Regions from separate parts of the Homo sapiens genome. Here region 1 is linked to region 2. Evidence: chromatin loops called from intact Hi-C (ENCODE). Cell type or tissue: mammary epithelial cell. All regions are shown on one strand. Each heading gives the region's core, and the rest is flanking DNA. Links, peaks and the distances in the headings are about the cores only.

What was found. Peaks named below come from ENCODE experiments on the same cell type or tissue, not always from the same donor. Only the 100,000 strongest peaks of a DNase experiment are listed, where the experiment ranks them.
Region 1: a loop joins it to region 2, with 5 times the contacts of the local background. A loop is called at or near these places in 37 of 110 quality-filtered maps.

Annotation. Positions count from the first base shown.
Region 1 is chrX:120,237,323-120,252,571 of GRCh38, forward strand. It overlaps ZBTB33 (zinc finger and BTB domain containing 33), which reads left to right and starts at 13,490. Exons shown (of 3, transcript NM_001184742.2): 1 at 13,490-13,655. It also overlaps the pseudogene NKAPP1 and a transcript of TMEM255A not described here. RefSeq lists an enhancer at 13,197-14,035. In mammary epithelial cell, for the core only: no CTCF peak of the experiment used is centred there; DNase peaks (open chromatin) are centred at 7,639 and 7,909; H3K4me3 peaks cover 1,443 bases; H3K27ac peaks cover 1,817 bases.
Region 2 is chrX:120,292,247-120,307,495 of GRCh38, forward strand. It overlaps TMEM255A (transmembrane protein 255A), which reads right to left. Exons shown (of 9, transcript NM_001104544.3): 2 at 12,103-12,245; 3 at 1,743-1,805. Among named protein-coding and RNA genes, the nearest start is that of TMEM255A, 12 kb to the right of the region's middle. In mammary epithelial cell, for the core only: a CTCF peak has its summit at 7,876; no DNase peak of the experiment used is centred there.

The DNA of each region.
Region 1 (15,249 bases), core at 5,706-9,705, 55 kb before region 2:
AGGACCCTGGTTCCTGATGATAAAAACACAAAAAGGGAACCTTTTGTTTAGTGCTGCTAGAAGCAAGAGGGAGGAGGTAGTTCCCTGATTAATATTCTAGATTAATTGATCATCAAAAAGAAGCAGTCAGACCTTGGCTTTCTTTATGCTGTCTTCCTCATGTGAAACTGCTAGGCTAGAAAACAACAAAAATTTAAAAATGGAGTGTGATGAGAGTTGAGGAGTTATTGTTAATTTTTTTAGGCATGATAATGGTATTGTAGTTATGTTTTTAGAAAAAGAACGTGTATCTGATATGGTTTGGCTCTGTCCCCACCCAAATCTCATCTTGTATTATAATCCCCACATGTGGAGGGAGGGGTCTGGTGGGAGGTAATTGGATGGATGGGTTTCCCCCATGCTGTTGTCATGATACTGAGTGAGTTTTCATGAGAACTGGTTATCTGTAAAGTGTCTGGTGCTTCCCCCTTCTCACTCTCTCTTCTGCTCCCATGTCAGATGTGCCTTGCTTCCCCTTTGGCTTCCGCCATGATTGTAAATTTCCTGAGGCCTCCCAAGCCATACAGAACTATGAATCAATACCTCTTTTCTTTATAAATTACTCAGTCTCAAGTATGTCTTTATGGTGTGTGAAAACAGACTAATAAAGAAAACAGTCTTTTAGAGAAACATGCTGAATTGTTTATAAATGACATTATACCTGGGATTGGTTTCAAATTAATTAGGGGGCAATGGCAATTTCCCACAAGTTGTTAATTGTTCAAGCTGGGTGCTACGTGCCTGAGGGATCATTATACCATTCTATGTATGTTTATACACATTTGACCTTTTCCATAATAAAAATTAAAGGAAAAAATCTGGCCATCTGCATTTCTTTTCCTTTTTCTTAGCTGTCTTTGCTCTCATTTTTGTGTCTTCATCTGCAAATTAAAACACATTATAATTTTTAAAAAGTTACCTCTAAAACCTCAATACTTTTGAGTAAATAAATATGCTTTTGCTGTTTCTCATTTGTTGTTACAGAGAAATTTATTCATTCAAACATTTATTACTATTTGTCAAGAACTGTGCTAGGCACTGGGGATATATATATTATTAAAGTCACATTAGGTATTATATGATATAAGAAATTAATGTTAATTTTTTCATAAGTTAATGGTATTATGGTTAAGTAGGAAAATATCATTTTAAAGAGATACACAGAAATATTTTGTAGTGAAATGTGATGACATTTGTAATTTACTTTGAATACCTTAGTGAAAAATCCATATTTGAAGCAAACATGTCAAAATGCTAACAAATGTTAAACCTGAGTACTAAGGTATATAGTATTAATTATACTATTCCCTTTACTTTTCTGAACATTTGAAGATTTCCATGATAAAAAGGGAAAGAAAACTATGTGTGTGTTGGAGTGGGGAAGGAGAATGCTTTCTAGGAGCTCAGTCTAATGGAGGAGACAAATAGGTAAAGAGATTGATACAATCCAGAGTGACATAAGGAAGCTTGAGGTGCTCTGGACACACAGAGGAGTCTCAAAATCAGAACTGATTTGAGGAGGGGGGTTGAGGAATGGTTGACCAAGAAAGGTGGCTCTGAGAGTAGTTATTTGATTACAAAATCCATTGTTGCAATGAGTAAGCCAAGCTTGTTGGAAGAAGAGACTGGTATTGTAGGCAGAGGGCCTCTCTACCAAGCAATAGAGTCAAGAGAAAGAACATGGAATACTGAGGAGACAGAAAGCAGTTCTAGCCTAGGCAACACAGCATGACCTCATCTCTACAATTTTTTTTTTTTTTAATAGCTGGGCATGGTTGCGCATGCCTGTGGTCACAGCTACTCGGAAGGCTGAGGCAGGAGAATCACTGGAACCCTGGAGGTGGAGGTTGCAGTGAGCAGAGATCGAGCCACTGCCCTTCAGCCTGGGTGACAGAGGGAGGCCCTGAAAAAAAAAAGAAAGAAAAGGAAAAAGAAAGAAAGAAGAAGGCAGGCAGGCAGGCAGGCACGAAAGAAAAGAAAAGAAAGAGAAGAGAAGAGAAGAAAGAAAGAAGGAAAGAAAGAAAGGAAGAAAGAAAAAAAGTTTTCAGGCCACAGAGTATGGTGCAACAAAAAGTGACAGGGTATATGTGATTAGAGAAGGATCAGTCAGGGTCTGAACTTTACCCTGAGGGCTATGGAGAACTACTGAAGGATTTTGAGTATGGCACTGACATGCTTAGATGTGTGCTTTAAGAAAGTTTGGTTTTCCAGTGGCAAGGAAGTAAAGTGACATTGGGGACCAGGAAACTGGGGCAATATCAGAGGAAGCAGAGCCTTTGTGGAATATGCCAACCAAGAGAAAGCACCCTCTGGTCAATCATTAGACAGGAGAGGGCGTAAAAAAGGTGGCTTTTTGTGATGCACTACCCCAGATGGGGTGCCTTCCATAAATTGGCAGCCAGTCTAAAGGGAGTGCCTTTTTGAAAACTGTACAGCAGTGCCCACTGGGCACGAGAATTACACAAATGAGCCCTTCCACTGGGCTGATGCAGCCCTGTAAGGCTTACTTTGGTACAGCCCAATCCCCTGACTTGGTCTGGTGCCATGTGCTTTGTACAACTATGCACAACCAATCTGGAGTCAGATTGCTTAGGTTTGAATCCCAACTGTATGACCTTGGGGACAGTACTTATAATCTGCTCTGTCTCCATTTCCTCATCTATAAGATGTACCCAACAGTTATTTATGGATTAGATGGTAATAATGAATATAAAGCACTTATGGGGAATGCCTGGCACAAGGTTAGCAAGCGTTCAAAAACTCTTCAGTATTATTAGTGTTTTCAGGAACCTTCTTCTAAAATAAGTTTTAAGAAATAAAACTAGTTTTGAAGCAAGGCTTGCAGAATGCTGTTGGCTTTCTTACCACTGGAGTCTGTTTCAGAATCAGAGTCACTGTCGCTATCTTCAGAATACTTCTTGTGTTTTCTTTTTGATAAATTTTTCTTTCTTCCTTTCTTGGACCTTTCACTTGAATGACTAGACTACTATTTTTCTGTAAAAATATAAATAAAAAAGTAACTTCTAAAAAAGTATTTCTGATTATCAATTTTATTGCATTTGAAATACTGAAAAGGAATAGATGATAGGCAATTTGAATAAAAGTAAAGTCTAATGTTTAACTATTTATAAACTTTTTCTAACTTCTCAAGAAAGGTCTGTATCTTAAAAATACTTTCTGATGTAGAAACTGAAGTAGTGCATTTCTTTGGCTCTTCATTCTTTACTTCAATATGTTCAGCAGAGCTGAATTTAAAGAAAATGGTTATAAGAATTAGAAAAGTGATGAAATATGGACCATAGAGTATAAAAACACAGACTTAAAACTTTTCAGCAACAATGACAATTGTCCAAGAACCATTAAAAACAAGCATTGGACTTCTTTCATAAGAATACAGTTCATGTCTGTAATCCCGGCACTTTGGGAAGCCAAGGTGGGAGGATCACTTGAGCCCCAGAGTTCAAGACCAGCCTAGGCAAAATAGCAAGACCCCATCTATACAAAAAATTTAAAACATTAGCCAGGTATGGTGGTGCTTTCTTGTAGTCCCAGTTACTCAGGAGGCTGAGATGGGAGGATCACTTGAGCCTGGGATGTCAAGGCTGCAGTGAGCCATGATCATGCCATTGCACTCCAGCCTGGGTGACAGAGCAAGACTGCCTAAAAATAAAATAAAATAAAAAATAAATAAATACAGTTCAAGGGTCTGCCACCTTCATAATAATAAAATAACTTACATTTGCACAATGCTTTACAGATTACAAAGCACTACTCAAACTGAAAGCAGCATGGAGGATTTATATTTTCAGAAGAAATCACAGGCTAAAAATAGAGAAAACAGAATCAGAAGGAAAGATGAAAGAAACTGTATATAAAAAGTCTGAAGAAGATATCATAATTTTATTCTAAGCATGTAAAAAACAAATGGTAGAGCAGCAACTGTTCTGTCTCCTCAGAGCAAGAAGATCCTAAGAAGCTACAATCTAAAGAGATTTGGGGGACACATGTTCTCAGGACCTGAGGCTATGTCACGGTAAAAAATTGTGTGTGTGTGTGTGTGTGTGTGTGTGTGTGTGTGTGTGTATTTGTTTTGTTGCAGAGAATTCTTAAAATAAGTATTATTAAAGTTCTACAGTAGGCTTGGCGTGGTGGCTCATACTTATAATCTCAGCACTTTGGGAGGCCAAAGCACAAGAACAGCTTGAGCCCAGGAATTCAAGACCAGCCTGGGCAACATAGTGAGACCCTTCTGCACAAAAAATTTAAAAATTAGCTGGGTGTAGTGGTGTGCACCTGTATTCCCAGCTACTCGAGAGGCTGGGGCAGGAGGATCACTTGAGCTGGGAAGGTCAAGGCTGCAGTGAGCCATGATCGTGCCACTGCACTCTAGCCTGGGTGACAGAGTGAGACCCCGCATCAGAAAGAAAGAGAAAGAAAGCAAATAAATCAATAAATAAAGTTCTACAATACTTTAGAAAGGGACTTTCTATATTATATAATCTTTCCCTTTGAAGATCACATCTGCAATAATTTAGGTATTGCCTAGAAAATTATTTTTAGGGTTCCTTCTGACTCTAATTCTATGAGTTCAGGTCCTTTAAGCATTTACCAAGGGTATCTATAAGAATACACTTCAGATAATAATGTTTTATCACCTTGTCACAAATTACAGGTTTACCTGTGAAACACATTGCCTCAACTCAACCTAAACACAGAAATAGAGGAGAGGGAAGAAGAAACTTATGAGCAACACCAAAGAGAAAAGAAATAAGCAAAAAAAAAAAAGTACTAATATTTCACATAGTATTGGATACAGGAAAATTAACTAAACCGAACTACACTGGCATCTGCATTTTTTAAAAATCGCTGTGTAATACTATTGTCTGGAATGCAATCTGCTCCTGGGTTGAAGAAAAAAATCAAAATATAAATGTATTATCTGTTTTAACACTGAACTCCTCTATTAATAGGAAATTAGCACCCCATGAATACAATTTAAAGAAAACAATTAGCATGCTAAAATGCACTAGCAACATGTTTTAATTCTTAGGTATGTTAGACTCCCTTTAGTTCCTTTTTAAAAAAGAGTACCTTACCTATCTGTTCTTTGGAGGACACTAATTTTTTATTGTATTATAATGTTTGTCATTTATTGTTTTAATTTTTGCTGTTACTCATAAGCTGAAAAAAATAAACTAAGAGAGGTTCAATTTCCTCAAAGTTTAGCTGCTTACGTCTATAAAAATCCTTATAAAATAAATGTTTGATTTCATTGTTTGAATAAATATTTTTTACTTCTTTATTCAGGGAAAAGGTATTATAAGTATACAGAGTTAGTCTCAGAGGGTTTCCCATTTCAAGAGCAGGTAATCAAAAAGTAAACATACGTCTAACAGTTCTTGGAATATGAGTATAGGGACCAAGGATGCCTGCCAGACTATAAAGACACACAGTCTTTGTGGTGTGAGGCACAAAATTAAGGCCCAATATTGTGTACTACCTTGACAATTGGGGAAACCAGGAGGGCTCCCAATGGCCTTACTGCGAATTCTCCTCTCCATTCTGCTCCTGCAAATAAGGTCCCCTAGCCAAATGACCCTCCTTCTCAAAGAGACCAGACGCAGTTCCAGCTTATCTCTGGGTAGCAGATTTTAGTACATTGTCAGCTTGTGGAATTATTCAAACAAGCCAATCATATCCTTCCAAGGGAAAGCAGGTATTACCTCAATTTCTTGATACCACAAAGTCTACCTCCCACAGCCCCTGATTATTCACTGTCTTACCAACAGCAACCTCGGTGTGGCCCTTCGTGGCACGCTGTGTTCTCTCCCATTCCAGCTGTGAACATATGTGATTAATAAACTGCTGTTGATCTCATCTGTCCTGTGTTCAGCTACTCCATAACACAAAGGGTGGGAATCCTTCCCTCATCAACATGGTGAATAGCAGACAATTATAACACTCCCTGCTGCTACCTGGTTTTATCTGTGCCTTAAGATAAATTATTTATCTTCTATGTGCACAAATGCAAATTTTACCCAAGTTGTTCTTATATGTTTTGGTTAGGATTCTAAAATAAGAAGTTTTTTGATTGACACAAACTGGGAGGACCTTTCCATCCCAAAGGCAGGAGCGCTCCTCAGAGGACAGGTGCAGTAGTTTCACTCACCTCTCCCACATGGGCAAAAAATGTGTATCTGTAACCTAACTCAGGACTGTTTTTACTTCCTCTGCTCCCAGGCATGAAACTCTAATAACCAACACCTGTGAAATGCTTATTACGTTCAAGGCACTACATCATTACAATAACCCTAAAAACGTCAGTACTATTTGTATCCCCCTTTTACAGGTGAAAAAATAATGAAGCTTGGAGAGGTTACCAAGGTCACATAGGTATTAAGTAGCAAAGCAAGGCTTCAAACTCAGAAAGTCTCAATCCAGAGGCTGTCCTTCTCATCACTATGCTTTATTACATCCCACTAGTGGAAGAAAAAGACTCATCAAGACATCTCCCACCTGTTGGAATTTCAACCTACCCCTCAATACCTGTAATGTTTTAAAATTTCTCATTTTTTAACCGTAGTGCATGTAAGGCACTCAGTATAGTACCTGACACATTCAATAAACATTTGATATGAGTACTTACACAGCAATAATTATAATTATTTTCCTTCTCAAACCATCTACTTCCCACTCCAATATTCACTCTCATTAGAGGAAAACTCATCTCACTCTCCTCTCATTCTTCAAGGTCAAGATTGAGACCACTTAAGACCTTCCTGAAGGTAGCCACATCTGCAGTTTAGCACATCACTTTGCCTACATTCATCCAGTTATCTTGTCTCAGAGGAAGGTATTTCTCCTTTCCAATTTAAACCCTTAATCTCAACCCTTTCCAACTCCCTACAAGGAATTTCCACTTAGTTAGCCTGTTAGGATCTCAAACCGATCATTCACTCAACACACAACACTTTCAGTAGATTGAGCCCCTATTAAGTGCCAGGCACTGCAAATTCTGTAATGAATAAAATAGGGGTCCTCCTTTCCACGAGCTCAGTCTAGTGGAGAATAAAAATATGTTCACGAACGATAACACAAAACAAATAAATGCTATACGTAGGTCTGTGACCCTTAGCCGTGTCTGCTCCGAGATCAGAGGCGAAAGAGGGTGGAGGGAGACCGGGGCACCCTACAAAGGGGCCCAAGGATGAGTGAGAATGTGAGAGAGGAGAGGGGCGAACAAGGAGCTGTCGTGGATAGATTGCAGAAAAGGATGAAAATGGGCGCGGTGAAGGTAGAAGGAGCGAAATGCAAATGGTCAGAAGCGGGCTGAAAGATGAAGCGGACTCGCTGAAGGCAAGTGGGCTCCTTAGAGCGAAGGTGCAGCCATGATCTCACTCACCTCTGCCACGGATTCACCTCCCTCTCCTCGTCCCGTAGGAGCGTGAGTAGTTGCCGCAATAGGCGCAAGAGCAGGCAGAAGCGAAAGTGATGGTCCACGGCGCAGTCAGCCGCTCTTGAGAATGCGACCACAACTGGGAGCGGCAGGGCTGGTTTCGGGAGCCTTGGCTGAGCCCATTCCATTCCCCAGTCAGAGAACAAGAGTTCCAGTGAGAGTTGCGCCCCAGCGGGGAACGGGCGGCTTTGCTGGGCTTGGGGCTCTTGGACAAACTGCAACACATTCCCCCGCCCGGAGCCCGAGGCCTCCCTCTCGGCACTGCAGAACCGGACACCGGAGCTACTGCAGCCTCGAAAACGGGACATTCTCAGGAGCCTCAGCAGTATCCGTTGCCTTTGCTCCAAAAACCCAGCCCGCGCAACCGCTGGGAGCAAAGGAAACCATGGGAACTATTGCGAGTACGTTGGCAAAACATTTCCCCAGGTCTGTGTGGCCTCCGGCCAAGGTGAAGAGGTGTGTGTCTTGGTGTAAATAAACCGCTACTGCAACCGATTTCGCTCATCCTTTGGTTCCGCATTGAGGCTCGCCAGGGTCTAAATCCGCACAGAGACTAGGTCTTCCTTAGGCTTCTACTTGAAATAACTGAAGGGCAGGACGAGAGTCCACTGGAGACATTTCACAGAATGGCCATATCAACAACATAGACAATTCTGTTCGTGTACGGGTGCTTTCCGTGAATGTGTGTATTACATGTTCTATAATATTGGGCGCACTCTGTGTCGTGTGTGTGTGTATAAAATATGTACATTTGGTTATGTGTGTATATATGTACATATATAATAAATAGGACTGGCTCAAACAGATTCACATATTTTTTCGGAGTCTATTTGAATTAAAAGAAAAATCTGAGATGGGAAGAAAAGGGACAAAGTATTCAAAGTATTTCGTACACAACTGAAAGTGTTTATTTCAGTGTTGTCAGATTTATTAATAGCAAAAAGAAATATACAGTAGGCCACTTATCTTTGAATTTCAAATAAAGAATAATGTTTTAGTATAAGTATGTTCCATACAATAATACAGTAGAAAGTGACTACTTTCTATTAAAGATGAGGTGATAGCCACGGTTGTACTTCTTCCTCTCCTACTACTTCTAAAATTTGTTTCTTATATTCTTTTTTTGTTTGCTTGTTTTGTTTTGTTTTGAGATGGAGTCTCACTCTGTCACCCAGGCTGGAATGCAATGGCGCGATCTCAGCTCACTGCAACCTCCACCTCCTGGGTTCAAGTGATTCTCCTGCCTCAGCCTCCCAAGTAGCTGGGATTATAGGTGCCCGCCACCACACTCGGCTAATTTGTGTATTTTTAGTAGAGACGGGGTTTGGTCACGTTGGCCAGGCTGGTCTCGAATTCCTGACCTCAAGTGATCCTCCCACCTCGGCCTCCCAAAGTGCTGGGATTACAGGCATGAGCCACCGTGCCCGGCCTTGTTCCTTATATTCTAAGGCTTTTCGCTTGCTGTTTGAGAAAGGGAAGTGGGAGCAGCCCCTGATATCCACAAACTGACCTCGCACTCACAATTAGGCATGTTCTTCTCTTGTTGAACATAAACTCACAGAACACCAACCCAAGACAAGATCACTGGGAGCCTGATCAAGTGAGACAAAACAAGACCACTTCATAAGCTTGTCTAAGCACAGACAAAAACAAGCTCACTGTGACACCCAGAAAACACCAAACACCCCTTCTTGGCCAAGATAGGTCACTGCTACTTTGCCAGTTAATGTACAGCTTTATCCTCCCTCTAGTCTGCCCTCCCTATAAATAAGATTTATTGAAATGTGCAATCATACAATTGCCCCTGCTTTCTGATGTATCTGAGACGGAACTCCTGATTCCTAGACCTTCCCCCAAATTGTCCAAATCCTATAATAGGTTCATTCTAACAACTTCTTATTGAAACACATCATAGTTACCTATAGTGTGTGTTGTCCCTCCCTGGAGTAAGAGTAATAAACTCAATCTGTCAACTATGGGTATGTTTCTGGTAGTCTTTGGTTGAAGGGCAATGACACATTCCACTGCCTAAAATGTTCTTCCCCAGATATTTATATGGCCCTTTCCCTTAGTTCATTCCATTCTTTGGCCATACATCATCTTTTCAGAGAGGCTGTGCTTGACCACACAATTTACAATAACACCCTCATCATTCTCTATCCCTTTGCTCTATTTTTCTTCATAGCACTTACTACTTTCTGTTTTTGTATTATATATTTATATTATATATATACAAATGTTGATTGTATGTCTCTTCCATTATAATGTAAGTTCCATGAAGACCAATATCTCAACTTGATGATAATTATATCCACAGTGCCTACAACACTGCCTACAACACTGCCTGGCACAGAGTAAATACTAAATGATATATGTTTAATATGTATTGAAAAAATGAATGAAGTTTACAGTGTCGGGCTTTATAAGTTTCATTGTCACATAGTCATAATCAATCTGTTGTTTGGACTTAGTCTTCCACTTAAATAGATTGGCTTACTGCAAAATCTCCATTCTTAATTCTTTATTTGGACTCATTTCTTATTTGATTTGACTTCATATATTGCCAAGTAATTTTCACAAATGACTCATAGGTAGTATATTCCCTCAATTTTGTTCAAGTTTGGAATAAGCTGTCTGTTGCTTTTTTTGGTAGATTGTATTATTGTTAGCAATTATCGACGACTCCTTTTCCAGTAGGAGAGTTATATATCCCTATCCAATTGACTTTGGAAAGTTTTAAGAAAAAAGGGCAATAGGCAGTATTAGACAGGTCACTTAAAGAGAGATTTGTTGGGATTAAGCAGAAAAGGGGATAGTGGTGAGAAAGCAACATATATTTGGCACTTACTGGGTTCCAGACACTCATTCGTTCAGCATTAAGCAACCATCTCTATCTACAATTTGTTGGGCCAAGGGATGCTTCACAAATAAGTTAGTACTTGAGTTGGGTTTTTATGGAAAACCAGGCACTTGCCAGGAACTAACCAGACAACAGGTTAAGCGAGGTGTGGCTATGAAGGGAATGACTATTCCAAGCTCAGGGCTCCAGGCTCAGACTTGAAGGCAGTAAATTGCATGGCATATTCTGGAAACCGTGAGCAGTTTGACACTATGCATAGTTGATTCATTTAATCCTCAAAGTGACTCTGTGGGAAGGTATTATTATCCCTATTTTACAGATGAAGAATCAGGCATAAGATCAAAGAGCTAGGAAGTGGCAGTATCAGAATTCCAACCCACTCACATCTTCTGCTTAAGACTTTGTTTCTTCCACTCTACCTTACTAGGGTTTCTGCAGATCCCATGGAGTGACCTTACCAAATCTGTAACCATAAGCATAACATATAGGAAGTGCTCTAAGACTGAACGAGTGTCACTTTATCTTTTGTCATCAATTAATATATATTAAGCACCCACAAGATTGTTGGCATTTTAACACAGGAGAGGACAGTTACCGCCCTCATGGAATTCACAATCAAGGTCAAAAGGCAAGCAAACGCTGACAATACGGCTATAAAACCTAACTCATCCCATTTTCAGCCAATAAAACCTTTCTAGAATGTGAAACAATTGATACCTCCAAATCCATTTGATATAGGTTGTTCTCTGACCTCAGGTGATCCTCCCACCTCGGCCTCCCAAAGTGAGTTGTTGTTGTTTGAAATAGAGTTCAAACTACTGGGTTGTTTGAAGTAGGGTTAAGCCCTCCAGATTAAAAACAAAAGTAAAAGTGAAATGACTAGTTGAGAAACAGAAAATTAATTAAACTTTCCAGTGATCCTGTCCCAAAGACAATTATTAAGGCCACTCAGGCTTCTTGGTCTGTTCTGCTTTCCTACAAATAAAATTCCTTTCCTGACCATTGGACCCCCTTTCATTATAGGTAGCTTTTAAACTTGTTTAGTTTTTGCTTGGTTAGGGGGTGAGAGATACAGCAAGAAGGGAAGAGAAGGTTTACTGTGCTTTGAATGAACAGGTTTCATCATATGTTAGTTGGTACTCCAAACTTTTAAAATACTTTCAGGAAAGTGACAATGGCATGGCAATTCTGTTGCCAGCCTCAGTGATGTAAATGCTGGTACAAAATAAATTGCATTGTGCCTTCCAGTTTACTGAGAGCTGACCAACAAACATGATATCTAGAGTGGCATCTATTGCCACTGTGATCTGTATTTCAAAGATATGTCTCATTTTAGTTTTCATCAATTAAGCCACTGAAAGATAAATAGATCCTAAACTTTCAAGATATACTTTGTTCTAATTACTAAGATTTTTTTTTTTACTACTAAGTTTTGGGGAGGATAACTCAGAAAAATGGTTATTAAGTACTCAGTTGCCAGGAAAAATACTAATCTGCCTTAGTTTATTTTACAACAGCATACTTCTATTTGCCATGAAATATCTTTATAGTAAACAATGAAACTTTTCATAATGCTAAGTCCTAATCAAAAATCAATAATGCAATAATTCCCACATAGTTTGTTTTCCCACAATACAAAATCTTGGAGAAGAGCTTAAGGAATTGCATATTTCCATGTGAAATACAGCTATATTATACCACTTTGATGTTTTATTATACCATGTGGCTTTACTTTATTGAGGAGGATGAAGAATAGATTAGGGATAGGTAGATGAGATGATGACATCCATGTCTGATTTCCTGTCAGAGAAAATTAGATATAGTTACATCTGTTTTCAGTCTAATATCCTGATGGACATTTTCAGCAAGATTTTTTAGGAAAGAAGCACAGGAATTCCACTGCAAGGTATTAATAGGTACAAATTTAAGATTTTGGAAATGAATGCAGTATTATCCTATATATATCTTTTTAAAAAGATAATGAAGGTAGTGAATGGCCTTAATTATGGCAGAAAAAAAGTTACTATTTGGTTCCTTAGTTGAATACGATCAATAACCAGCCTAAAAGGGAAACATTTTGCTCTCCAAACACCCATCCTGTTGCTTCATTTATTATGGTACTCAGTTGGAAGGGTATTACCAGAGGATTTTAAAAAATTATGTAACTCACAATGTATTTTTTCGGTCATTAAACAATCACTGAACACATACTATGTGTCAGACACTAAAGCCCTCTGAAGATGAAATGTTATGGAAATAGTAATAATAAAAAATTAAAATAGTAACAATAAAAAATTAAAAATGCAAGTGTTAATATTATTAATCTTTCAAGATACAGGTCAAATGACAGCATTCAATTTGCTATTCTCTTCTCTCTGCTTCTACACCTTGTACAAATATTTTTGTCCATGTTTGTGTACCTACCTACTGAGCTCCCTAAAGAGGTAGAGACCTTTGGGTTATTCATTTTTGTATTCCCGAGAGCCTAACATAGGGTTTTTGCTACAGATCAAGCAGGGGGTCAGTAAATGCTAGTTGGAATGAGGGAATTAACATAGTACTGCACCATTTAGTATTCAATTAAGAAGATAGTTGTCCAAACACTAAATTTCTTTCTTAAAAGTAGTTACTGTAATGTAGTTGCTCTCTTGTTATCCCAGAACTTGAATTACCATAAGAAGTTGTGAATTTCTATTTGATTGTATGTATTTTGATTATATTTCAAGATGGTTTATCATCTAGCAAACAGTCTAATAGAGCAGATTCAAACTTGCAAAATAAATGAAACCTGTATAGTCTCTAAAAGTTTGTATGCCCTAGAAGTTCACATTGAATTTCGATGAAAACGACTCGCTTCCCTTCCATCCAATTGCTTGCGACTGTCTTACCCGATCTTTCCCTTTCCTTTTTTCCCACCCGTTAGCCCTCCGGAAAGAGCCGAACACACAAGAGCTTCCCAGTCTTCCTCCGCCCCCTTGCGGAAAGAACCGAAGGCAGAGCACGGCGCCGAAGTGGAGCCGCCTCAAGCTCGGGCCCTTCCGGACCACCCCGGCCTGCGCTCGGAAGAGGAGGGCGCCTTTGGCTTCAGCGCTTCGCCCCCGCGCTGTGCCCTCTGTCGGCGGCGTGGGGCAGCTGTAGCAGCGTTGGCGGCAGGAGGCGGCGGCCGCGTCGACGTCGACCCAGACTGGAGCGACGTTTAAAGAAGGGGCAGAATCGCTGGGGAGTGCGGCTTCTTCTTGTTGGGGGACTCCCAGCCTTCCGCGCGTCCGGAGGAGGAGAAGCGGCGGCGCCGGGAAGCAGGTGAGGACCCGGCCCCAATCAGGGAGGGGGCGAAGGAGCGCGCTTGCCTTCTCCGTCCCTGGGCCGCGCCTGCGTTTGCATTCGCCTCACTTGAACCAGGAAGCGGCAGAGTCGGAGGCTCAGCTCCTCCGGCTCTTTCTTTGTGTGGGCCGGGGAGCGAAGGAGGGGACGAGCCGCGAGGGCCGCGGCGCGGTCCCCTTCGCCGTTAGGGGCCGAGGGGCTGCCGGTGCCCTGGGTAGGCCCCGGGGCTTGGGGAATCCATCACAGAGACCCACTTGGCTTTTCCCTCGCCCCTCTCGCTGCTTTTTTGTGCCTCTTTTACTCCCCTAGCCCCTACTTTGATTTAGAGCTTTTCTGCCAGGCCCATCCTCCCCTTCCGTCCCCTTCCCGGGGCACAACAATGCCGCCTGCTTCGCTTCATCCCCCCCCCAACACCCCACCCTGCCGTTCGCCACCTTCTACTTTCCCTGGTACCCCATATTCCTCCCGCCCTCACTCTGCTGTTTGTACCTCCGTCTGTATTTGCAAGAAGCTTGCTTTGCACGTGAATTGGGGTTAAAAACCTCGGTTGCAGCTGGCAGGGTCCATATGGGGAAGAGGGAGGTGGAGGAAGGGAGATGAGGTTCAGCTGCCGCAGGGAGCCGCGTGTCGGTTTGTTTCACTCCCTCGCGGATGGCTTTTATCTCTTTCCACCGTCACCAGCTCCTCCGAACTGGCCCTCGGTCAAGGGTTTCACAGTGATGTGGAATGGCTTTTCCACAGTCGAATCGCATATCTTCGGAGTGGGTTCAGACCGACTTGTGCTGTCTCTGGGGCCACCCTGAGTGGGAGGAGGGGGACACATAAACGAAACGAAACCGAGTCCCAGTGTCACCTGGACACGTACATTTGACGCATTCCCATATTGGAAGAACCCGGGAGCAAATGACAAAAATTGCGTGCCGTTTTCAGAAAACCTGTCTTTCCACTTAATATCGACTTCTGTCGAAATGCCCGTATTTCGGAAGCCCTGGTTTTTGGCAAACTGTCCAAAGGTCACCCTTTCTGATGATGAATGCCTTTATGGTAACCTGGAATTCCTTGGTACTGTTAACATGCAACACCTTCTAATAATGTTTTAAATCTTGATTTTTAGACTTTTTGCCTGCTGTTTGTTCTTAAGGTATCATTTTGAAAAATTTAGAAGGTATTTGAGACAGAACTGCCCTCCACCTGTATATAACTTAAGCATTGTGACATCGACACCCTTTTGGTAACTTCAAAGGGAGAGAATATTAATAAAAATATTTCTTCACTAAAAGTACTTGTCAACTAATTGTTAATATATAATATCCATATATTAAAATATATCCATATATAATATGTATGGATATTATATATTTTTAATATATGGGTTTTTTTAAACTCTGGCCTCTTTGTTACTGGAAATATCTTCTGCAAAGTGCAAAAAATGATGTTTTGCTAGTGCTACACAACAATGCATTCTACTGACATCATCCCCTTTTTCTAGAGTAGTCTATTCCAATAAGTTAATGTTTTCATTTTCACTAACTCATTTGGTGTGGAAAAAATTCTCATACCAATGCATATGATT
Region 2 (15,249 bases), core at 5,681-9,680:
TACTATTACAAAGATGCTACTACAACCAAATGTGGGGGAAAATAGGAATTTCAAGGCTTTTCCAGGGGCAGAGATAGATGCTACCTGAGCTGACCGCCTGCCTGTGTTGACCCTCAGAACTAGATGGAATCAGCACTTTTTTTCCCTGAGGTTTTTGGAAGAAAAGAGGGGGAGATCACATGGCATCAAGCTGCTCTCCAGGGAGAAGGAGAAAATCAAAATCAAGGCCACCCAGGGCGCAGTGGATCACGCCTGTAATCCCAGTACTTTGGGAGGCTGGGGCGGGTGGATCACTTGAGGTCAGGAGCTCAAGACCAGCCTGGCCAACATGGTAAAACCTCATCTCTACTAAAAATACAAAAAATTAGCCAGGCATGGTGATATGCACCTGTAATCCCAGCTACTCGGGAGGCTGAGGCAGGAGAGTGGCTTGAACCCGGGAGACAGAGGTTGCAGTGAGCCGAGATGGTGCCACTCCACTCCAGCCTGGGCGACAGAGCAAGACTCCATCTCGAAAAAAAAAAAATCAAGGCCACCCTAGGGTTCTCCCACCTCAACAGGCTAGGAGGAAATACTTATCTCCTTTGGGAGTTGTTCAGAAACCTCTCCCCATAATTCTCACTTTATAGTGTTACAGAGAATTGGTAAATAATGTATGAACAATGTCATGAAATTGACATTATTAGCTATGCTATGATCAGCTCTACAATTAAAATTCCCCCATTATTTTGAATAATTTAAGCCTAAAGTGCAAACACAACTGGCAAGGAGGCAGCCCAGGTGAAATGGAAGAAAAAAACTATTAGAACTCCCTTGAGGGTGATTCCCCATATCGCTGGGGGAAAACATATGGTTAGAGTTCTCTGTCCTTGGAGCTATTACGTTATCTGATTAAACTTGCTGTGAAATAGACCCCATTGTCAAAGTTTCAGTGCCACAGAGACTGTACAGGGGGAGCCCAATCACCATCTGACCACTCACCAGGCATCTTGATTTACAACTCTATAAAACTGCAATATGCTTGCAATTCAGTCTATATCTTCTACCTTTACCCTTGAGGGAGCCTTTTCAGATTGAACCAGGAAAGTATAACAGCTTGCCCTTGTGGGCCCCTGTTAAGACATAGAAGCTTCACCTTCTGTTATATGCTTGTCCTTCCTTTCAATCTTACAACATGCTTAGCTTTGAACTATGGGTAATGGAGATACTTTAGGATGGCTTTATAATTTTATTTTATCTTTTTTTGTGTGTGCCACAAGTACACTTGCTCATTAAATCAAAGTCTGCTATATTGTAATCTCCTAAAAGGCAGGAACTCTCTGTGAAAACTTGCCCAAAAGATTATGTATCAGAGAGAAAGATGTGACGGCCACCAATAATCCAGGGCTGTAGTAACAGAAATGTAAGCAAAAGCATTCTAGGTGAGGACCATAGCCTGATTGGATAGGTTGGAGCACTCCTTTGGGAGTAAGGAGGAAAGCAAAGGGCAAGATCCAGAATATTCTATCCCTTTGGCATAAGGAATCTAGCTAGGCCAGTGAGGGAGCATCAAGCAAGATGAGAACCAATCCCATATCACAGGGTCACAGTAAAACACATTCCCTAGAGGTTTAGGAGAAACGGCAAAGTAGCAGTTCCTTTTATGACCAAATCACACAAACTTAAGAAATGTGTTACTTATCCACATAAATGTTGTGCTTTTTTAGAGGAAGAACTTGACTCTATAAGGGATGAAAACTTACCATCTGCCTTTTGTTCTCAATAAGGTTTGATCCAATGATTCCAAGGAACGATCCAAAGCCGAGCTGCAAAGCAATATGGCATACATAGTATGTGGGATGACAGTCAGGCTGACCACACAATCATTCCAGCCCCTTCATATGATTCAGGATAAAAGAAAAAACTGGGCCGGGCGCGGTGGCTCACGCCTGTAATCCCAGCACTTTGGGAGGCCGAGGCGGGCGGATCACGAGGTCAGGAGATCGAGACCATCCCGGCTAAAACGGTGAAACCCCGTCTCTACTAAAAATACAAAAAATTAGCCGGGCGTAGTGGCGGGCGCCTGTAGTCCCAGCTACTTGGGAGGCTGAGGCAGGAGAATGGCGTGAACCCGGGAGGCGGAGCTTGCAGTGAGCCGAGATCCTGCCACTGCACTCCAGCCTGGGCGACAGAGCGAGACTCCGTCTCAAAAAAAAAAAAAAAAAGGTATTGGTGCTAAAGCCACATGCAGCTGTTACTTACACAAATACAGCATGTACAATAAAAGTATTTTTCCCACCATTTGCCAGTTTTCCCTTGTAGCTATGAATCATACCTAAGAAGAAACTTATGTGCCCAAAAACTAAAAGTAAAGGTCAACCATAGCTTTCAGAGCCTGCCTATTTCAATTGCAATATCTATTACCTAGCATGTGACTGGTGAGTCAGTAAGAGACATATAATGATGAAAAGCACACATTATATTTTTATTTTTATCTTTTTTTTGAAAAAGACCTTCCACTTTGATGTATAGATCACAAAATAAAGGTTTGCAAAAGCAATTTTGATGCATCTGGCATACCAATCCAACTCAGGAAGTACTTTAGAAATCAGGAAGCACCTTAACCCACACTAAAAAATTTTTTTAAAAATCTTTTTTTTTGAAAGCCTGTATTTGTGGTTGACCCACTGCAATTTATGTTAGCACTTATTCACCCCTTCTTCCATCCCTGCTTCATTTATGGACAGAAAGCATTCATTAAAGGGTGAACAGAAATGGCAGTGTAAAACCCTAAAAACAATTTTCCTGTCTAAGTGGCTGAGATTATGGCTTGGTATAACAGATCTCACTGCCCTCTCAGCTCTGCCATTAGAAGACTGAGTCTGCCAGTCTTAGATGAAAATGATCACTAACTGATAGCTGTTGATGGGGATGAAAGTGGAAGAAGTAAAAAGTGGTGAGAACGGACCAATAAATCTTAACACAAGTTCAGTGATGAAGTTACTTTTCTCTTTAGCCTCACTAATGGTCTGGGTTTCCATCTGCAGCCTTACTTTGGCTCACAGGGACATCTATTTCAATTTGAGACCCCCAAGCCTTGCACCTAGGTTTGGGAATCTAAGAGACCCAAGGGCTGGGCAGGAGCTTGGTAGGGCAGTGTAGGGGGACTGGGTGGCTGTCTCAGACCCCAAGAATGAGAGAATGAATGGAAGGAATGAATGTAAATCTCCAGGACTCCTTGTGCAGGGCCACTCAGACAGCAATGTCTCTTGGGAAACAGATGCTGCAGTGCATGAGGGTAATATCCAAGACTCTACTGAGAACATCCTCATTCAACAGTCAAGCAATGCCTGTCTCCCACCTGGTCTTATTTCAGATATAATTAAAATATGTTGCCATAAAATATACTGATTAAAACTTAGTTATCACACTAGCCTGGCTTCCAACCCCAGCTCTTCTATGTCTGTGTAACCTTGAACAAACTGGTTAAGCTCTCTAAACCTCAATTTTCTTATATTGTAAAAATAGGAACCACAGTAGTGACTACCTTATAGGGCTTTTGTGAGAATTAACCAGGATAATACATTCAAAGAACTTTGCACAGCACCTGGTACACAGTAAGTACTCAGTAAATATTACTTTTTTCTAGTGATTATTATTATTTTTACAGCCATTTAACTTTTGAGCCACTCTAACCTGACTTGAGCTGGAAAATCTTATAATTATGTGCTCTATTTTGTGCTAAGAGAATTTCCTTGTTCCATCTTGTCTCCCCCTCTGATGTTCCACGGCTTCTATTTTTTAGGAGAAAATCCATGAATAGTCTCTCCTTTTGGCACTCTGGGCCACTTGTTGAGTTGAGAGAAATTTGGAGGCAGCTTCTTACGGGAAAAATAAGTCCTTTTACTTAACAATTCATCAGCTTCCAAAGGTATTCGCAGAATGTCTCCTGAATCGTGATAGCAGTCTTTGTCCTAAGACAGGAAGCAAAGACACTCTCTATTCCTCATATTCTCTCATGGCAAATAACTCTCTGATGGCAGTGACCAGAAGAGGTGGGTGGAAGTCTTGTGGAATTGTCTGGAAAGACAAGGCACTCCAGAACTGGAAATCCCAGGCCAGCCAGTTACTTCATCCAGTTATCTCCCCTTCTCCTCTATTCTATTCTATTCTATTCTATTCTATTCTATTCTATTCTATTCTATTCTATTCCACTCCAATGCATTCAGTTTTCTGACGTTCACTACTAGCTTTATGTCAGATGAATAAGAAGACATGGCTACTGTCCTCCAAGAGCTCACGGTCTAGTAAGGGAGAGACAGACTGGGTTAAGGACCACAGACCAGGTAAAAACAAAGTGCTATAGGAGCAGGGAATAATTCACGCAGCCAGGAATATAATATATATATATTATATTATAATATAATATATATTATAATATAATATATATTATATTTAATATATATATTAAATATATTTAGGTAAATAAATTTAATATATATTAAATATATTATATTATATTATATTATATATTATATATATTAAATATATTATATATCATATATAATATATATGATATATAATATATATCATATATAATATATATGATATATAATATATATCATATATAATATATAATATATTATATATCATATATATTATATATGATATATATAATATTATATATATATTATATATAATATTATATATATAATATTATATATATATTATATATAATATATAATATTATATATATTATATATATATTATATATAATATATAATATTATATATATTATATATATATAATATATAATATATAATATAATATATATAATATTATATATATTATATTATATTATAATATATATAATATTATATATATTATATTATATTATAATATATAATATTATATATATTATATTATATTATAATATATATATTATATATAATATAATATATTCCTGGCTCTGCTACTTATAAACTCTGTGCCCTTGGCCCAATTCCTTAACCACTCTGTGCTTTGGTTTCATCATCTATAAAATGGGAATCATAATAGAGCCTGCCATACAGGGTTGCTTTGAGGATTATATGAGATGAAGTATGTAGTGTGATTTGCATAAGGTAGGCTGCTAAATAAATGGTAGTGCTAAGGTTTCATAGAGGAGGAGACATTTTTGTATGCGCTCAAAAGATGGATTAGAGCTCAGCAGGCAGGGAACTAATACGTATTGAGTCATGGCTGGAAGAATTCACTTACCTGGATGACAGGTTAATGAACTCACCAGTGTTGCTAAAACAATCTTCCATTTCAAAAGCATTTTAAGTTAAAGAAGCACTTGCCCCCTACTTTGGTCACAGGAATACTATGGAGTTTGGTGGAATTCATATCATTCCCATTTGATAGACAGGAAAATGAAGGCATAGATAATTGTAAAGATGTATGCCCTCTTATAGCAAGTTAATGGTAGGTCTGGGACTAGCTCTCGGGTCCCCTGAATAACAGCTTGAGTTCTTTTAGCCACACCTCGCTGCATTTGTGACCAGTGCTAGTAGAATTGTGACCTCCAAGCAACAAGGACTTCATTGTTGCCCCCTAGAGAAGAAGTTCTCTGCAAGGATGGAGTGAGAAGTCTTATTTGCGGAAGAGCTGAGGGGTTGAAAATAAAGAAGGGAAAACCAACAGTTTCCTTAAAATGGACAGCTGCTTCTAAACAATTGCTTGCTCCCCTGAGACCTCAGAAAGGTAAGCTCTGTGGTCTCCCCTCAAGAGCTTCATGGAATCATGTAATGTTCAGACCTTTGGACCTCCATCTTGATTCCCCATTACCTGAACAAATAACTAGTTTGCTTTGTTTTGGCTGTCCTCCACTTGTGGAAAAAAAAAAAAGACAGATGATTAGATATCAAAGTCAGATTCAAGGGCTTTTTTGAGGCTGGACTCTTGTCACCTATGCCTGTTCCCATTCACTGTCCCAGACATCTAGGACAAAGGCTAAAAAAATTAGTCATTAGGTAAATATTAATTGGACATCTACTCTGGCTGGCAGTGTGTTCGATCTGTAATTTGGAGGCCAGGAGGTGGGATGGGGTATGATCAAGACCACTCAGGCTAAAGGAGCTCATACTACAATTAGGTAAACCAGTCCACAATCCCTTTCCATAATCCTGAAATCCACAAAGTTCTTAAAATAAAAAAGTGTTTTTTTTTCTTGAATGTAACTAACTTGGTGGCAAAACCTGATCTTGAACTGATGTGAGGTTATATTATCATCTTTATCTCACTTAGTTTAAAAATCCATGTTTTATTATAGAAACATGAGGTGCTTGATTATGGGATGCTTCTCAAGGCTCTACTTGGTTGTTAGATAATATGTGGTATATGTATTGTATAATTTTTCTAAAATAAGAAGTCTAAATTCTGAATCCCATCTGACCCAAGGGTTCAGAGAAGGGATTGAGGGCCTATATAAACAAAGCTAAATGAGAATATAGCCCAACAGATGCCACAAAGCAGGACACAAGTGTTTTCCAGCAACCATGAATAGGAGGAATCTACAGTAGGGAGTTCAAAGATGTAGACACCACTGTGGACCTCAGTATTTGAGACATGTTTCTGCTGTGTTTTTAAGTTGGGATAGAACAGAGCACCTAGAGAGAGAGAGAGAGAGAGAGAGAGAGATCAGGGAGGATATTCTAGGCATGAGGAAAAAATGTTATGACGGCCCCAAGGCAGAAAAGCCCAAGTCGTGTTCAGAGGACTGTGAATTGGCAATTTTTGCAAAAGAGAAGTAATGAGAGACTAGGCTGAGGGCATCTATGGAGAGCTCTGAATGACATGCCAAGGAAGCAACAGGGAGCCAATGAAGGTGAGAACCTTGTGGTATTATAAAAGTCTTATCCAGCAAATCAAGATTCAAATGTATTTATTTATTTAGAGACAGGATCTCACTCTGTCACCCAGTCTGGAATTCAGTGGTGCAAACAAGGCTCACTCTAGCCTCGAACTCCTGGGCTCAGGCAATCCTCCTGCCTAAGCTTCCTGAGTAGCTGGGACTACAGGCCTGAGCCACTGTACCTAGCTAATTCTTAATTTTTTTATAGAGACAAAGTTTTGCTATGTTGCCCAGGCTGGAGAGCAGTGGTGAGATCCTAGCTCATTGCAGCCGGCCTCGACCTCCTGGGCTCAAGGAACCCCCTTGCCTCAGCCTCCTAAGTAGCTGGGACTACAGGTGTGCACCACCACACCTGGCTAATTTTAAAATTTCTTATAGAGATGGGGGTCTCACTTTGTTGCCCAGACTGGTCTCGAATGCCTGGCCTCAAATGATCTTCCTGCCTCGGCCTCCCAAAGTGATGGGATTACAGGCATGAGCCACTGTACCCAGCCCAGGTGCCATTTTAAAAATGTACTTAGTAAGTGAGGGACTTATATTTTAGAATGAACTTAGATTTTAGAAACATTTTCAAACAAGAGGTAGAAACTTTTTCACCTCCTGTTGAAAATCTTTCTGCCTAATTCACTATTTACTACAAAATCCCACTATCCAGAGCTCCTTATGTTTTCTGAGCATTCATGTTAATCAAAATTTCTTTGGACTTTTCCAAGGAGTCTTTACATGTGAATCTGAGGCCACACTGACCTAAAGAAGGTTTCTGGGATCTTGATTGTTTTGAATGATCCCTGTTGTCCCCATCTCCTAATATCCCACAGTAACTCTGAAATGATTTTCAATTAACTGACTCTCCTACCCACTCCCTGGGAAAGGGGGCAGAAATTCTTGCTCTCTTTCCTGAAAGAAGACTCAGGCTAGTATGCGCCCTAATAGTATCAATATAGCAGCTGAGGAGAGGGTGCAAGAATGAAAGGCTTGTCTCACTATCCAGGGGACCAACTCCATCTTGTGGGTTGCTTGGGAAACACATTTAGAGGCCTCTTTTTCCTGCATCTAAGGTAAGAGGAGGTGTACCGGGAAGCAGCAATCACCCTCCCCTGTCTCTTTCAGCTTCAGGCAACAAATGAAGCTCTTGGGTTTTTAGGCCTTCAGAGTAGAAAGCTCATCTGAACCCTCCTGAAATAAAATGCCTTGAATATTTGAGGACAGTAAAATTCTTAATCCAGTTTGTCTTTGTTTGTTGGTGTTCGGTTTTTGTTTCTGTTTTGTTTTGTTTTGTTTTTTTGAGACAGGACCTCGATCTGTCACCCAGGCTGGAGTGAAGTGGCGCGATCTCAGCTCACTGCAACTTCCATCTCCTAGGCTCAAGCGATCCTTCCACCTTAGCCTCCCACGTAACTGGGACTACAGGCTCATGCCACAGGGCCAGGCTAATTTTTTTTTTTTTTTTTTTTTGTAGAGATGGGGCTTTGTCATGTTGTCTAGGCTGGTCTCAAACTCCTGGGCTCAAGTGATCCGCCTGCTTCAGCCTCTCAAAATGCTGGGATTACAAGTGTGAGCCACCGCACCTGGCCGTTTTTAGTTTTTAAATTTTATTTATTTATTTATTTGAGACAGTCTTGCTTTGTGGCCCAGGCTGGAGCCCAGTGGGGTGAGTGATCATGGTTCACTGCAGCCTTAACCTCCTGAGCTCAAGAGATCCTCTTACCTCATCCTGTCGAGTAGCTGGGACCAGAGGCGTGCACCACCATACTTGGCTAATTTTTTATATATATACTTTTTGTAGAGATGGCGTCTCACCACGTTGCCCAGGCTGGACTTGAACTCCTGGCCTCAAGCTATCCTCCCACCTCAGCCTCCCTAAGTGCTGTGATTACAAGCATGTGCCACCGTGCCCAGCCTGGTTTTAGTTTTTTTAAAACTTTACAGTTCAGACTGTACAGACTAGCACATCTTTACAGAGGCATGTGTGCGTATGTCTCTTAGAACGATGATACCACATGCTAGCTCAGGTAGAGTAGCTAACATGCCATGATAATGCACCTCACTGTACAAAGATATCTCATTTGGCAAAATAAAGATGCTCCCAAAAAGCTTCACGTGACTTAGAATTATGCAAATTGAGTTATATTTTAAGTACCTGAGATCACAATATTTAAATGATTTGTATGGTAAGTCTTCTTTTAATCTAATAACTTCTCCCTAATTTGTCTGTTTTGAAAATTTAAATTCTCATGGATTGTTAACACATTTAATCAGAGTCTAAAACAGCAGAGTTCTAAATAAGCTGAAACTTTTTCACAGTTCTATACATTAGTAATTTATATTTAAAGTGACCACTTTGACAGTGCAGAATCTCCAGATGACACATTATGATCCTTCTGGTTTTATTGCTAAGCATATTTTACTGTGTGTTAATTCTCCAGGTGGTTGCTAGTCCACCTGAATTAGACTCCCCCCACCCCCCACGGATTCTTTCCCCTCAGGTGGATTCAACATTTATTACTTTTTCAATCAAAGGTTAGTTTATGAAAAGAAAATTCAGATTGCCAGGGCCCATGCAGACCAACTGAATCAGAATCTCTTGGGCTAGGGAGTAGAGATCTGCATTTTTTGCAGGTTCACAAGGTCATTCTTATTCACATCAGAGTGGGGAAACCACTGGTTTGGAGTTTCTATAGTAACTCCCTAATAACCAAGCTATTCAGTTAATGAAAGTACCCCATTCCCAGACAAATCTGGATTCTCAGGCGTTTACTGTTTCTGAGGTATGAGTCGTAATTGTATTTGTTACAACGTGATCTGACCTATAAACTCAAATGGATTTTTCTGCTATTCAATCTGCTGTCTTTTCCCCTTTATTTTATGTAATTAAAATGCATTTTAAAGAAGCAATCTCCAGGAACTATGAGAGCACATTTTTAAAGGTTAAATCATGGGGGCACAGTGTCCGTTAGGGATGGCTTTCCTATTAACACTTCCATATTAGCTCTTAGTGAACCACTCACACGCAAACACACGCCCCCACTGCTTCAACTTCTAGTGCTAGCTGAACATCAGGTACTTGAATAACAGCAATCAGGCACCCTCCTTCCTTTGTTAACGTATTCCAACCTAGCCACCCACAGTAAGATATTCCACAGAGAAGGTTCACAGCCACTGTTTATGAATAGGAGTTCATACTCTTAAATAACATGGAAAATACCTTCCCCTCACCCACAGAGACTCTAAATCTTGGCTTCAGCATTTGCTCATCAGTCAGAAATATTTTACTAATGCAGCTACCTGAAATACACAAAGTCAAGCAGACCCTATAAATTGCTTTTCCAAGCCACCGAAATGCTATCTTACCCCCTCTGTTCCTCCCTGCACACCCACCCCCCGACCCCCCACCGGCTTTGCTTGTGTTTAAAAATAAAACCCAATTCTGCTGACGACTGGTTTTCTTGCCTCACCACAGGAAGTGCACTGGGTGAGTTCTCACATCACATGTTTAACACAGGGCACCAAACAGTGTCTGTGGGTCACCTGCCCTCAGCTGGGAGGAGCCCTGCCTGCCCTGGAGCTGTGGAGGCACTTCCCCCAGCAGCCTTCAGCTCCAGGAAGGCATAGCCTGCAGCCCACTTTAGGTCCCAGCTTCTCAAGAGCTATTGAGGAGGCTGACTGTGGAATGAAATCAGTGACCTAGGCAACAGGCTCCAGGCTTGGTCACTTATAGCTCTGGCTTGTCCAAGGCATCATCTTTAATCTCCCCTCTCGCTTTGCTTCTCTCTCCAATCCCCACCTCTCTCTCTCTCTCTCATTTCATTTCAAAGAGAAATGAAACAAAACAACAACAAAAAATACATCTGACCTCTTTGCTGTACTAAAATATTTCTTAACTGAATTGTCCTAAAGGTCCTTCTGCTCTCTAACAATTGAGGAGCCATTTAATTGGTGTTTAAAATATGATCTCACCTCTAGAGTTAGGTTTTTGGGTTCAACAGCAGTGTACGTAGACTCAAATTAGGTTTTGGTTTTTCTAATGCAACTAGTTTAGCAGTCTCCAAAGGGAACTGCATGCACCCTAGGGTAGATAAAACAATCCACTGGAATACGGCTGTTTCCTATTTATTGTTTATCTAAAATAATAAGAAACCAAACATTACTAATATTTAATAAACAGACTGTCACTGGCACCCTCTGTCCGTGTGAATGTCAGGTGATCAGGTGAACTATCCTTCTGGAGGAGGGCAAGTTCCAAGCAACAAACGGTTGATGGTGGGGCATTTTATGTGTGCCTGGATTGTATTATCCAATTTTAACGAAACTAGTCTCAACAAAATGGATAAGAGGCTTGAAAAGATTCCTCTTGAGAAACCAGAAGTTGAAGATGACCCTAATAATGTAAGCAAACGTAAGCAACAAGAAAATGGCAGAGTTTAATACTTCTAACTCCCAGGGTAGATTTTTGGCAGCCAAATTGTGATATTGACATTTAAAAACATGACTCCAATGACAGTCTAATCATATGGGATAAGAAGGCAGCCAAAAATATTCACAATTATCTAGTGGGCCATTTGAAATAAGGATTTAAAGCCACTGTCTTTAATGACAAGCTTCACACTAAGTGCATATTATCTGGTGACATTTTAGTTTGTGTTCACATGAAGATATTAAAAGTTATTGTATACTTATTTTTATCTAATTTTTGAATGTTCATTTTTATATAAGTTTTATGAACATGTATATATATAATTTATAAGTGAATAAATATACATATTTTAGGAACATATCTTCCACAGCTTTTTCTGATAGGAGTGCAGGATCACTTTGGAGATCAGTGCTGTTGGTCAGAGTGTCAAGCTGCCAGGATCCTCAGATTTCAGGTGAGATCAGATGACCTCTATTATATATGGGAATGCAGATGCCCGGAGAGAAAGGACCTTAGCCTAAGGTTAACACTGCTGGTAACATCTCCTAAACCAGAAACCTGAGGTATTAAAGAGTGAGATGACTTGCTCAGGATCACACTGTTAGATAGGGATGGTGCTGGATTCTTCTGATTCTCAGTCCAGTGCTCTTCTTAGCGGGCCCAGAGTTGCCTCTCCACATAAATATACAGAGATACAAAGGAGGAAATCTGAGCAAACACTAGACACTCAAACAGAATTGAAAACTATCAGAGCAGAGCCAGAATTTCTGTAGACAGCAAGCTACTGCGACCTACCTGTGCCTTCTATACTTACAATAACTCCGGGGTAATAACCTCCTACAGTCACATTCTGGGTCCTGGTGGTTGCAGCAAGGCCCACTGTGAGAATTAACACGGACACAATAAGCAAAGTCACGGTGACATAGATGGAGTTTCGTTTCCTCCGATTGAATGCTCCTGAAAGCACAGAGAGAAATTAAAATTGCTCATTTCAGCTGGGGAAAGGATTGACTTAAAGAAAAAAACACTAAGAAGGTTTTCCTTTCCTATTCCTACCGGTAACTGAAGTTATCTTTGGTGGTGACGGGTGGGGGGTTGTGGGGAAGGGATAGAGCATTATTTTTTGTAGTCATCAGGTGCCACTTTTATAATAAAATATGTATTTCCAATTTGAAAATAAACAACAGAAGAAATTTCACCAGTTACGTAAAAACAAAACGAATTTTTGTGCTCCTGGCACTCTGTAAGAGATGTGTCACAACTACTTAGTAGAGTGGTTTTTTAGACCAAATTAGAAGGCATATGATAAATGGGAAGTGTGTGTGTGGGGGAGGGGGTATTAAATGAAAACATTTTAAAGCCAATATCCAACTAAAAAGATTTTTTTCATAAGCTAGAGATATGAAATTTCATTTTCAGTGTAAATATCACAGCCAAGCCAAGTTACTGGGATTTTTTTTTCATTTATTTCTGACATTTGCCACCTCATGTATAAACTTTAAAATGGTGTATTGGCAAGATTTGTCACATAACAAATGTGTGTAATAAAGTGAGTGTTTGGAGGCCATTAGTCCACAAAGATATGTATCGGGGGAGTTAGGTGGGGAGGATTATAACTTATACACATTTAGGCTTATGTGAGGGTGACATAAACATAAATGATGAGAAACCCATTCTCCCACTCAGGGCTTATCAGACATGATAGTGCAAACCAATATTTTTTTGAAAACAGGATTATTAAGTCAGACAGAAAAATGGTATCTAGGCTCACTTTTTAATTTATTTTTTTTTAAAGGAACCGAGCACTGTCTCACACTCTGCAGGGATTTCTCAGGCATAGGGAGAGGGCCTTCAACAGGAAATAACCAGGGGAGAGTTACTACCTAGGAGTTCTCAAAAAAAAAAAAATAAGCAAATGAGAAGAGTCTAGCTCTCTAGTGGAGGTTTGGAGCATGAGGAGGATGAAGCAGTGAGGAGCCCTGATGGAGTCGCCCACCCACGTGGCTTGACTGTCATTTATGGCCCTAAAGAGATCACTTGAGTCTGTCCATAAGACCCTGTCATTCTGGGAGACCTCACTGCAGCCTCAGGAAGCAGTTGTTGAGAGAAGCCATGCAGACTGCTCCATGGGGAGGGAGGGGAGAGGGGATAGAGGGAGGGGAGAGGGGATGGAGGAAGGGGGACGAGGTCAAGGAAACGAAGCGAGACCCAGGAGGCAAGGTGGTGGTGAGACGGGAGGGGTTGTGGCTGGCCTTGCAGTCCACTGCAGATATCCCCTCCTGTATGGAAGAAAAGCACTGGGAGTATCACCCGGGCTTAACCCCACCATCCATCCTGTCTTCCCCAGTACTGTCCCTGCTGAAGTCTCCAAGGGAGGTGGGAGGGGCAGGCGGTCTCCCCTGACGTCAGCTTCGAAAATGAGGGATGTGACTCATCAGGGTCATTTCTAATATGGGACTAATCTAAGACTATTTTTCGTTGAAATGTAGAAGTGGTTTGAACGTTTATAGGCATCTACAATGCTAAAGCACCATGTCTCACCCTGGGGAAGAGGTAAGAAGAGTTGGCAAATGAGACTCATCTTTAAAGAGACCTGAGTCCAGCCTCCATGGGACAAAAACATAAAGGCCCACTAGAGACACCTGTAACATCGGGGCCCTTTCATGACAGGGCTATTAGGGATGCAAATGGGAGCTGACTAATGGTAAACACAGGAGCAAAGCCGGGAGCTCTGGACTGCATGGTACTGGGAAAGGAATAGTAGAGGGTTGGGGGAAGGCCAGGATTTATTTCTTCTGGTTACCTGAAGTTTAGTTATCCTTCCTCTTGATTTTGAGGGACCCTAAATTAGTCTCTAAACCAGGGTGCCTAAGTTTATTTGATGATAGATACTTCTCAGTGAATCTGTGAGTTGGTTCTACAGAGGGGCTCTAACATAAACTTACCAACATTGCCTCCCATTCTTGTCTTCCCTTCTCTTTTGTCACTCACACAATCTCTAGCCCTCCCCTGCCCCAAACTGGCAAAAGAGAGTGAGAGAACATTTGGATACACCACGGATATCTTTGTGATATGGAAGTGTCTCAACACCTTACCCAGAAAACATGTAACCTGACAGACTAAATTGGAGAAGTGTGTGTGCATGCATGGTCTTTTTAATTTTGGTTTGTTTGTTTGTTTGTTTCATTTGCCTGCTCCTTCCCCACCAGCTGGCCTTTAATCTTATTCACAGCTCTTGGGTCTTCTTTGCAAATATCACTCTAACTTTTAAAAGCGCAGGAAGAGCCAGGTCAGAAAAGTGACTCAGCAAACCACATAGTGTCATTTGAAAATCTTTTTTCCTGCTTTAGAACCTGAATTGAAAATTCAGTCACTTGAGCAACCCAGGCAAATATCCCACAGCCCCACAGGGGCCTTGACTCCAGATAGGATTTGCTTTGGATAAAATTCCTAAGAAAACTCTCTGATCACCAGGTCGAATATCTAATCTCTGTCCCCTCACGAGCGTCCTTCCCTGTCACCACTTATTTTATAAGGACCATAATTGTGTAACATGAAATTATTTCTAGTTGCACTTGGGGAATTGACTGTTTTAAGAAAACCCCCTCCCAGGGTGACTCGTTTTGAAAATGAAGAATCACCCCTCAATTTATCTTTAGTGTCAATTCGACTCAATAAAATTCACATCTACTTAGAGCAAGATATACCCATTTTCTGAAGGTGTGGCCCAGGCTCCTAAAAGGCAGTTTATTGTGTCTGCTTAGGACATTTTCCTGGTGGTTGTTTTATTTTAGAAGGGAGAAGTACAGCCGTGTTCTTATTCTGGTACAATTTGGGGCTTGCCTTAGATGTTTCTGTAAACACAGGACCATCTTATTCTGATTTTGTTTAGTAAAGTGACACGTAAAAAAACTCAGGCACCAGGAGGTACTTAAATAAAGCAGCAGGTATATGAAAATCA